Regions from separate parts of the Homo sapiens genome. Here all the other regions are linked to region 1. A link is a loop called in an ENCODE intact Hi-C map of the cell type or tissue named here. Cell type or tissue: heart left ventricle. All regions are shown on one strand.

Region 1 (2,500 bases):
ATAAAATGGGCCAGGCACACTGGCTCAAGCCCTGTAATCCCAACACTTTGGGAAGCCAAGGAGGGAGGATCCCTTGAGCCCAGGAGTTCAAGACCAACCTGGGCAACATAGCAAGACCCCATCTCTACAAAAAAAAATGGAAAAATAAAAATTAGCCAGAAGTGGTGGTGCACGTCTGTTGTCCCAGCTAGTTGGGAGGCTGAAGTGGGAGAATCTTTTGAGCCCAGGAGGTCAAGGCTACAGTGAGCAGTGATTGCACCACTGTACTCCATCCTGGGCAACAGAGCAAGACCCTGTCTCAAATAGTAATTAATAATAATAATAAAATGAATACCCCTATGCCCCAAACCCAAGAATGAAAGCATTAACTGTGCATTCTCTCCTATCCCATCCTCCTGCCTTCCCCACCACCCCAGAGCAAACACAAGCCTGAATTCCATGCTTATTGGATTCCTTTGACTTTCATTTTATTGCATTTAAATGTGTACTTAAGTCCCACATTGTTTCATTTCAGTTGTTTTTCTACTGATCCTGCTGTATGTTGCATTTGGAGCTTGACTTTTCTGCTGTCACAGACTTGAACTCCAGAGCATCTGTGCCCACAGCACATCCATGCTGTGTACTACTCTGCAGCGTGAATACACCTGCCCACCTTCTACCGGCGTACTTTGGGGCATCTCTGGCATTTGCACAATCTGTGTCCTGGGGTACGTTGGGCTTTGGAGCCTGTGGATGTTGAACTTTACAAATGAGCCTAATTTTTTCCAAAACAACTGCTCAAATTTACCCTTCATATATAACAGGAGGTCCTAAAGACCCCAGTCCCATCCATCACTCAGTGTGACTGTGGGATCTAAGATGAAGTTGCCCTGCACCTGGAGACCCAGGTGAACTTTACAAATGAGCCCAAATTTTTCCAAAGCAACTGCTCAAATTTACCCTTCATACAGAACAGGAAGTCCTAAAGACTCCACTCCCATCCATCACTCAGTGTGACTGTCGGATCTAAGATGGAGTTGCCCTGCACCTGGAGACCCACAGTGGGGTCTCCTCATTTGGCTTCCTGATCCCTGCCAAGGCTGAGCCCCTCTGGGGTGCTATCAGGCATCCAGCTTCTCTCTTATGTGAGATGCCTGCTCATTTATTTCGCCATTTGCTACTGGGTTGTATGTCATTTTCTCACTGATCTGCAAATGCTCTTTATATATGCAGGCTACTAATCCTTTGTCAATTATTAATATTTATGATGAGAATACTTTCTCTCAGTTCATAGCTTGTCTTTTTGTTCTTTTGAATTTGTCTCCAGTGAATAGAACTTCTTAATTTCAATATCTTCACGTTGAAACATCTCCCTTTTATAGTTAGAGATTATGTATTTTATTTTTAAAATCTTACCCACCCTCACCCAGCAGTTCAGTAGAGGATGGGACACTAAGAGAGAAAAGCAAGAATCCTACAGACCATGAGCATCATGGCAGGGAGTGGGCTGGGGAGATCCTGAGATGCTCCAGAGTCAAGTGAGTGCGCTGAGCACTGAAGGAGCTTGGACCTCGTCCTCTGGGCTAAGAGCAGGTGGCTCAGGAGAAGTTCACATAGAGCAAGGTGTCCAATGCCCCAGCAGGAGAACAGTGTCAGGGAGAGGCCCTTCCAATGCATTGCGAAAACCCCCACTCATTGCAAAAAAACCCCACTGAAAGCAAAAGGAATATTTGCTTCCGAGAATCATGAAAGGCCCCAGCCAGTGCAATTGGCTGCCTGGCCACTTCCACCTCTGTCCTCCTGGCCATTCTGGGGTTCAGGCTGATGCTCCTCAAGGCTACAAAACAACTGCCACAGCCCCAGGAATCCCACCCAGACCCAGCAATGCCCAGCAAAAGAAGGAGAGACTCTTCCTGGAATCTCTTTGAAAAACAAGAAAGCCTTCCCTAGAAGCTGCTGTTATCAACTGGCTTCAGACCCCTCCCGCAGAACCGCCTCACATGCCGTGCCTAAACCAGCTCCAAGCTGGGAAGGTAAGACTCCAAGGTGCGCTGGATTCATCCGCTTGGGGGTCACTAACCCTGGGAATGAAGATCCACTCACACCCCAAGTTTGTTACCAAGGAAGAGGGGTTGTGGTGACTGAGTGTAGGTGCCACCCGTGTCTGCCACCAGAAGCTGAGCTGAGTGAATGCCTGGGTCTGGTGGCTTTCTCCACCACCACTGCCGAGTCCCGTACGTCCTGTGCAACACAGGGAAGAGGAAGGGTGATAGTTCACAGGCACCAGCACTTTTACAGGTGTTCATTCATTACACCATTCTCCATCTGAGGAAACTGGGACCCAGAGAGGTTGAGCAACGTAGTCAAAGTCACACAGCTGATAAGTCATAGAACTGATATTCAAGGCCCAGCTCTGCAGCCCCAGACATTGTGCTATGCCACCTAAACCAGCCAGAAGAACATCCTGGGAAGGGTGCAAAGGAAGCTGGCGGTGGGCCAGCAGGTGTGAAGGGGCCCAGGG
Region 2 (2,500 bases), 190 kb before region 1:
GCCTGGCGGCACCCCAGCGCCCCTCCTCTTCTCTGCCCGACATCCAGGCCCAAAACCATGGGAAAGGGGCTCCTTTCACTGCCACACCTAGAACTTAGAAAACAAAACCAGCCCGAAGCTCGGTAAGTCGGCATCCACGGAACATTCACCGCTTACCCAAAAGGTGGTGCCGCACCCCGAAAAGTGTGAAATTGGCCCTCGGGAATGAATGAATGAGTGAATGAATGAATGACTTTCCCCATCTGCCACCATGAGTGACTGGAGAGAGCCCAGGTCCCACAGACTGATGTCCACACTCTGCGCATGGCATATGGGAGCAGAAAAGCCATGAAACAGGGTGGATTCCCTGCAGATTTCAGCCTCTGCGGGGAAGGGGGCAGTACCGAGACACAGGCCCTCTGACCCACCCTCAGGAGCCACCATCCCAGCACCTGAGGGTCCTGAGATAGCCCCTGTCTGCCATTGGATGCCAGTTCCCCATGCTCTGACCAGGGCATCCTAAAGGCCACAGCCAGAATCATTCCTGGGTCTGGAAGGTCCACCTGGGGGGCGGAGCTGGAGGTGAGGGCAGGTGGACAGCAGGGCTGCTGGGGGCGATCTTAGCTGCCTCCATGGGCCCTTCTTATGGGCTACTGATGGAATGGTGGGGAGCAAATCCGCAGCTGGCCCAGATCCAGCACCACTGGACCCAAACCTGTCACCTGCTGCGAGTGAGGAAGGAGGAGGATCTACTGCCTCTGTTTCCCCTGGTTGCTCAGTCCACAGGGTACAGACGCGAGGTGTCTGAGCTGGAAGGTGATGTCCGGAGCCCCAGTCCAACACCTCGTGGACCTGGGTCAACCTGGCTCAGCCTCTACGAGCTGTGAGGCCACCGGGAAGTCTCTGACCCTCTCTGGACCTGGCTTTGTATCTGAAACGAAAAGCACAGCTCTCTCGCGGGCTGGCAGAGGAGGTGCCGTCCTGAGCTGGCACCTGGCTTCCATGCATTCTCCCGTGGAAGAAGAATGGCACCAGGCAGGGCAGAGACGTGGGAGCTGTAACTCGAGCAGGATGGCCCTGGGCCTTCCGGGAGCCCACCCTCGTGGTGGAAAGCACTCCAGGCACCCACACACCGGAGGGAGATCTGGGGCTTCCTGTGTGGGGTGCGGCCCACCCCCAAAAGGCAGTGCAGGAAGGCCCCTTGGAACTGAAATCTGCAAGAGGTGCTGAGCTGAGAGGACACAGCGGGCAATCCCCGGCGGGTGAGCTGGGGTGGGAATGGTGTCTGTGAAGCCCACAGTAGGAGGGCACCTGGACCACTGGGGGACCACAAGGGTGGGAGAATGGCCAGGGCCGTGGTGGGCAGTGATGGCACGGGCCTTGAGGCCAGCGAGGATCTGGCCTCTGTCAGGACAGCCAGGCCTGCTGAGGAGGGACGGATGTTAGGTGCCCAAAGATGGCGTGCCTGTGGCTGCAGCCATGTTACAGACCCTTGGTGTGTCTCCAAGTGGAGATTGTGACTCAGCCTCCAAGGGTGACCATGGGGATTAATGAAATCCCTGTGGAAGGGGCCCAGTCACTACTGGCTTTGGCACAAGTCCAGTGGGGACAGTGGGTCTGGCTGTGGACAGTCAAAACCCTGGAAACAGGTGTCCTAGGCTCGAATCCCAGCTCTTCCCCTTGTTGGCTGTTGCCCCTTGGGCCACGTCCCTGACCTCTCTGAGCCCGGAAATAACAATAGCTCCTCCCGCCCGGGGTGGGTGTGAGAACTGAATCAGTAGGTGGAAACGCACTGAGGAAGCCTCAATACATATTGCTATTCTTGTACCTGTTGTTTGAAACCCACCCGGCCTGTGTGACACAAGCATTCCTGCCCTGGGAGGCGAGGGAGGACTTTGGAGGAGGCACCTTGCTCCCTCCAGACACACTGATGGCTCCTGGGACCGGGTCTCACTCCATGTGTGGGGGGCCCTGGAGCCAGAACCCAGGGAGTCTGTGGGCGTCAGACTGTCCTTGCACTGCCCTGGGCTGTGCTCTCCCTCCCCCAGTTGGGACGCCGGAGCTTCGGCCCTGGGCCTTACAAGGCTGACCCTGGAACTAGGCTTGGAGGAGAAAGCCAGACCCTCCCCAGGAGAGCGCTGACCCTAATGTTTGGTGGGACACAGACAGCCCTGAGGCACCGGCAGCTCGCAGGGAGCAGATGCGGGGCCACCAGCCACCAGCAGGGGTGGCAGAGGGGCTGACTCGCCCAGTCCTTCCCATCCTGCCCCCTCTCCTGGGGGCACGAGGTGAGCATTCCCAGGGGAGATGCCCCAGACCACTCCAGGGCCAGGTGTGGTGGGGAATTCCAGCCCTCACTCCACAGCAGCCTGGGAGTCAGGCTGTCTCCTAGGTTACCGCCACAAGGTGCACCTGAGTAGCCCTGCCTCCCACAGGGCCAGGCCTCCTGCAGGGAGCGAGGTTCCAGCCACAGTACTGGGCCCCTGGGGGCCACTGGCCTGAGACAGGAAACAAGTTAGCG
Region 3 (2,500 bases), 130 kb before region 1:
CAAAGTGACTGGTCCATGTACACGCCCACAAAGGGGATGGTCCAGATAGATGTCTACGAAAAAAGGGGCTGGTCCATATACACATGCATGAACAAAGGGGCTGGTCCATGTACACTGGCATGAACAAAGGGGCTGGTCCACATACATGCGTATGAACAAAGGGGCTGGTCCATATACATGCCTATGAACAAAGGGGCTGGTCCATATACACACCCACAAACAAAGAAACTGGTCCATATACACACCCACAAACAAAGGGGTTGGTCCACGTAGATGCCTACTAATGCCTGTAGGCTGGAGCACCTAGCACAGCCAGACAAAGGCTTGTGAAGCTCTATGCAGGGACAAGGCTAGCGGCTGCCCTGGTGTGATGGTTAATTTTATATCAGTTTGACTGACCATAAGGTGCCCAGGTTAAACTTGGTTTCTGAATGTGCCTGTGGGGTGTTTTCAGATGAGGCTGGCCATCTGTGCCTGTAGACTCAGTACGGGTGGGCCTCATCCAATCTACAAGGGCCTGAATAGAGCAAAATGGCTGGGGCAGGAGGAACGTGCCCTCTCTCCTCCTGCCTGCTGGCTGGTCTGGGACACTGCTCTGGTACAGCCCCTGGGCTGGGGCTGATGCCATTGGCTCCTCGGCTTCTGGGGCTTTGGGACTCGGATTGGAACTGGACCCCAGCTTTCCCAGGCCTCCAGCCTGCAGGCAGTCTAGGGTGGGGCTTCTCAGCCTCCAGAGTGACATGAGCAGAGTCCCATATCAGTCAATCTCCTTTATACATCTCCTACCATTCTGCTTCTCTCACTTCTCTGGAAAACCCTGACTAACACACCTGGACAGAGTGAACGCTGGCAGAAAGCCGTCTTGGTTCATTTTCCTCTGCTCTGCGGGTCCTGCACTTACCTACCCTCACGTCTGCCTGCACAGATCCTCACCCAGGGTTTGGAGGGGACAGCCTGGGACTTGTGCTCACCTCCACCACTGGCTGGCTATGTGAGCTTGGCCAAGCCACCTCTTTCCTCTTTCCATGTCCTCATCTGCAGAGTGGGGAAAGAGCAGTGTGCCCGTCCTCCGGTTGTCCTGAGCCTGCCAGGACAGAGTCCAGGGGAACGGCCATCAGTGACCTGAACACAGCAAGGGTCAAAAAACTGGTAGCTCCATTTCCTGCTCCTCCGTCCCCTGGATCCACCTCCCTGTGTCCTCCTCTGGGCCGGGGCCCTGCCCTCAGATACTTGCAGGCTCATGGAGGAAATAACCAGGAGAATCGAGGGTTTCAGAACTGGAAAGAAGAGCAAGCCTGGTCCCCTGGGGACCCTGGCACGCCATCCGGAGTGGGAGCCTTCACCATGGGCAACGCCGCTTCTCACTGTTCATGGTGGGTGAAGGGTGTAAGCTGCCATCTACGCTTGGCAGGAGGTGAGACCAGCGAGTGGCCTTCCTGCAGGCCTGAGGAGGAAGTGCCAGGACTTGTTCTCCCAGGCATGACTTGGCAGCGACGGCGTTGCCAGAACACACACTTCCAGCACTTTCATGGAAAGCCCAGACCTGCTGGCTTAACTGGCTTGGAGCACCACTCCTGGGTGAGGACACAGCTCCCAGCCAGATGTCCTGGCAGGTGACGCCTGGAAAACACAATGTATCATGCCAGAGACCGTCTCGGCTCTGGAGGGAGGGCACTTGGCGTCACAGCTGTATTGGGGACCAGAAGGCGCTTGTCCCAGCTCTCTGGATTTCTCTCTTATTTCAGTAGAGGCCCTTTCTAAGTCCCCTGGCTGGCTCCTCGTCCCTCCCTGGCCTCCCTAACAAGGGCAGTCTCCAGGGCTCTGCCTTCAGCCATCCTCTCTCCCTGGACAGCTCACCTGTTCCCGCCTCTTCAAATACAACCTATTTGCTAAAGGCTTCCTAATCTAAAAATGTCCCCAGCCCGGGCTTCCTCAGCCCCTCGCTCCTCCTAGAGGCCTCCACCTGAGAACACCCCAGGTGCCTCAGTGACGAGAACAAGGCAGAACCCGTGTGGATCCTCCTTCAACCCCATAGCCACGCTCAGTCCTGCTCTTTCATGCTCTAGTGTCCCATCTCTGGAATGCTCACATCAAAGGGCTGGGAGTCCTTGCAGAAACCTCCCAACCCCTCCAACCTCCTGCCACACAGACAATTGGTCAAGGTGCCCTCGGAGCTAGGCCTTTAAAACACGTCACCCACCAGCCCACCACAGCCCCTGGGCCAGGCCGCCAGCGTCCCCTTTTCCTGGGTGCAGCCATGGCCCCATTGGCCCCCTGCTTCCACTCTTGCCACGTGTAGTCGGCAAACCAGCCCTCTGTCCTTCAATCTGTATCAGGCCACCTGCTGCTCGGAAACATCTGACAAGGTCCACGGATCTGGCCCCACCACCCTCCATGTCACGTGACACGCCCCCCCTCCTGGTGCACTCCGGACCCCCGGATCCCCCTCCTCCTGCTCCCATTGCAGCTGCAACAGGTCCCAACACCTGGTGGCTTCAAA

The links. A loop is a pair of places that touch in the nucleus more often than their neighbours do. Peaks named below come from ENCODE experiments on the same cell type or tissue, not always from the same donor. Only the 100,000 strongest peaks of a DNase experiment are listed, where the experiment ranks them.
Region 2: a loop joins it to region 1, with 3 times the contacts of the local background. A loop is called at or near these places in 1 of 110 quality-filtered maps.
Region 3: it touches region 1 in a loop (4-fold over the local background); 1 of 110 quality-filtered maps calls a loop at or near these places.

Annotation. Positions count from the first base shown.
Region 1 is chr9:135,406,540-135,409,039 of GRCh38, forward strand. No RefSeq gene overlaps it. Among named protein-coding and RNA genes, the nearest start is that of PPP1R26-AS1, 64 kb to the right of the region's middle. In heart left ventricle, no CTCF peak of the experiment used is centred here; no DNase peak of the experiment used is centred here; H3K27me3 peaks cover 1,450 bases.
Region 2 is chr9:135,220,014-135,222,513 of GRCh38, forward strand. No RefSeq gene overlaps it. Among named protein-coding and RNA genes, the nearest start is that of LINC02907, 120 kb to the right of the region's middle. RefSeq lists enhancers at 1-442, 2,103-2,172. In heart left ventricle, no CTCF peak of the experiment used is centred here; DNase peaks (open chromatin) are centred at 1,318 and 2,008; H3K27me3 peaks cover 2,500 bases.
Region 3 is chr9:135,274,272-135,276,771 of GRCh38, forward strand. No RefSeq gene overlaps it. Among named protein-coding and RNA genes, the nearest start is that of LINC02907, 68 kb to the right of the region's middle. In heart left ventricle, no CTCF peak of the experiment used is centred here; a DNase peak (open chromatin) is centred at 1,504.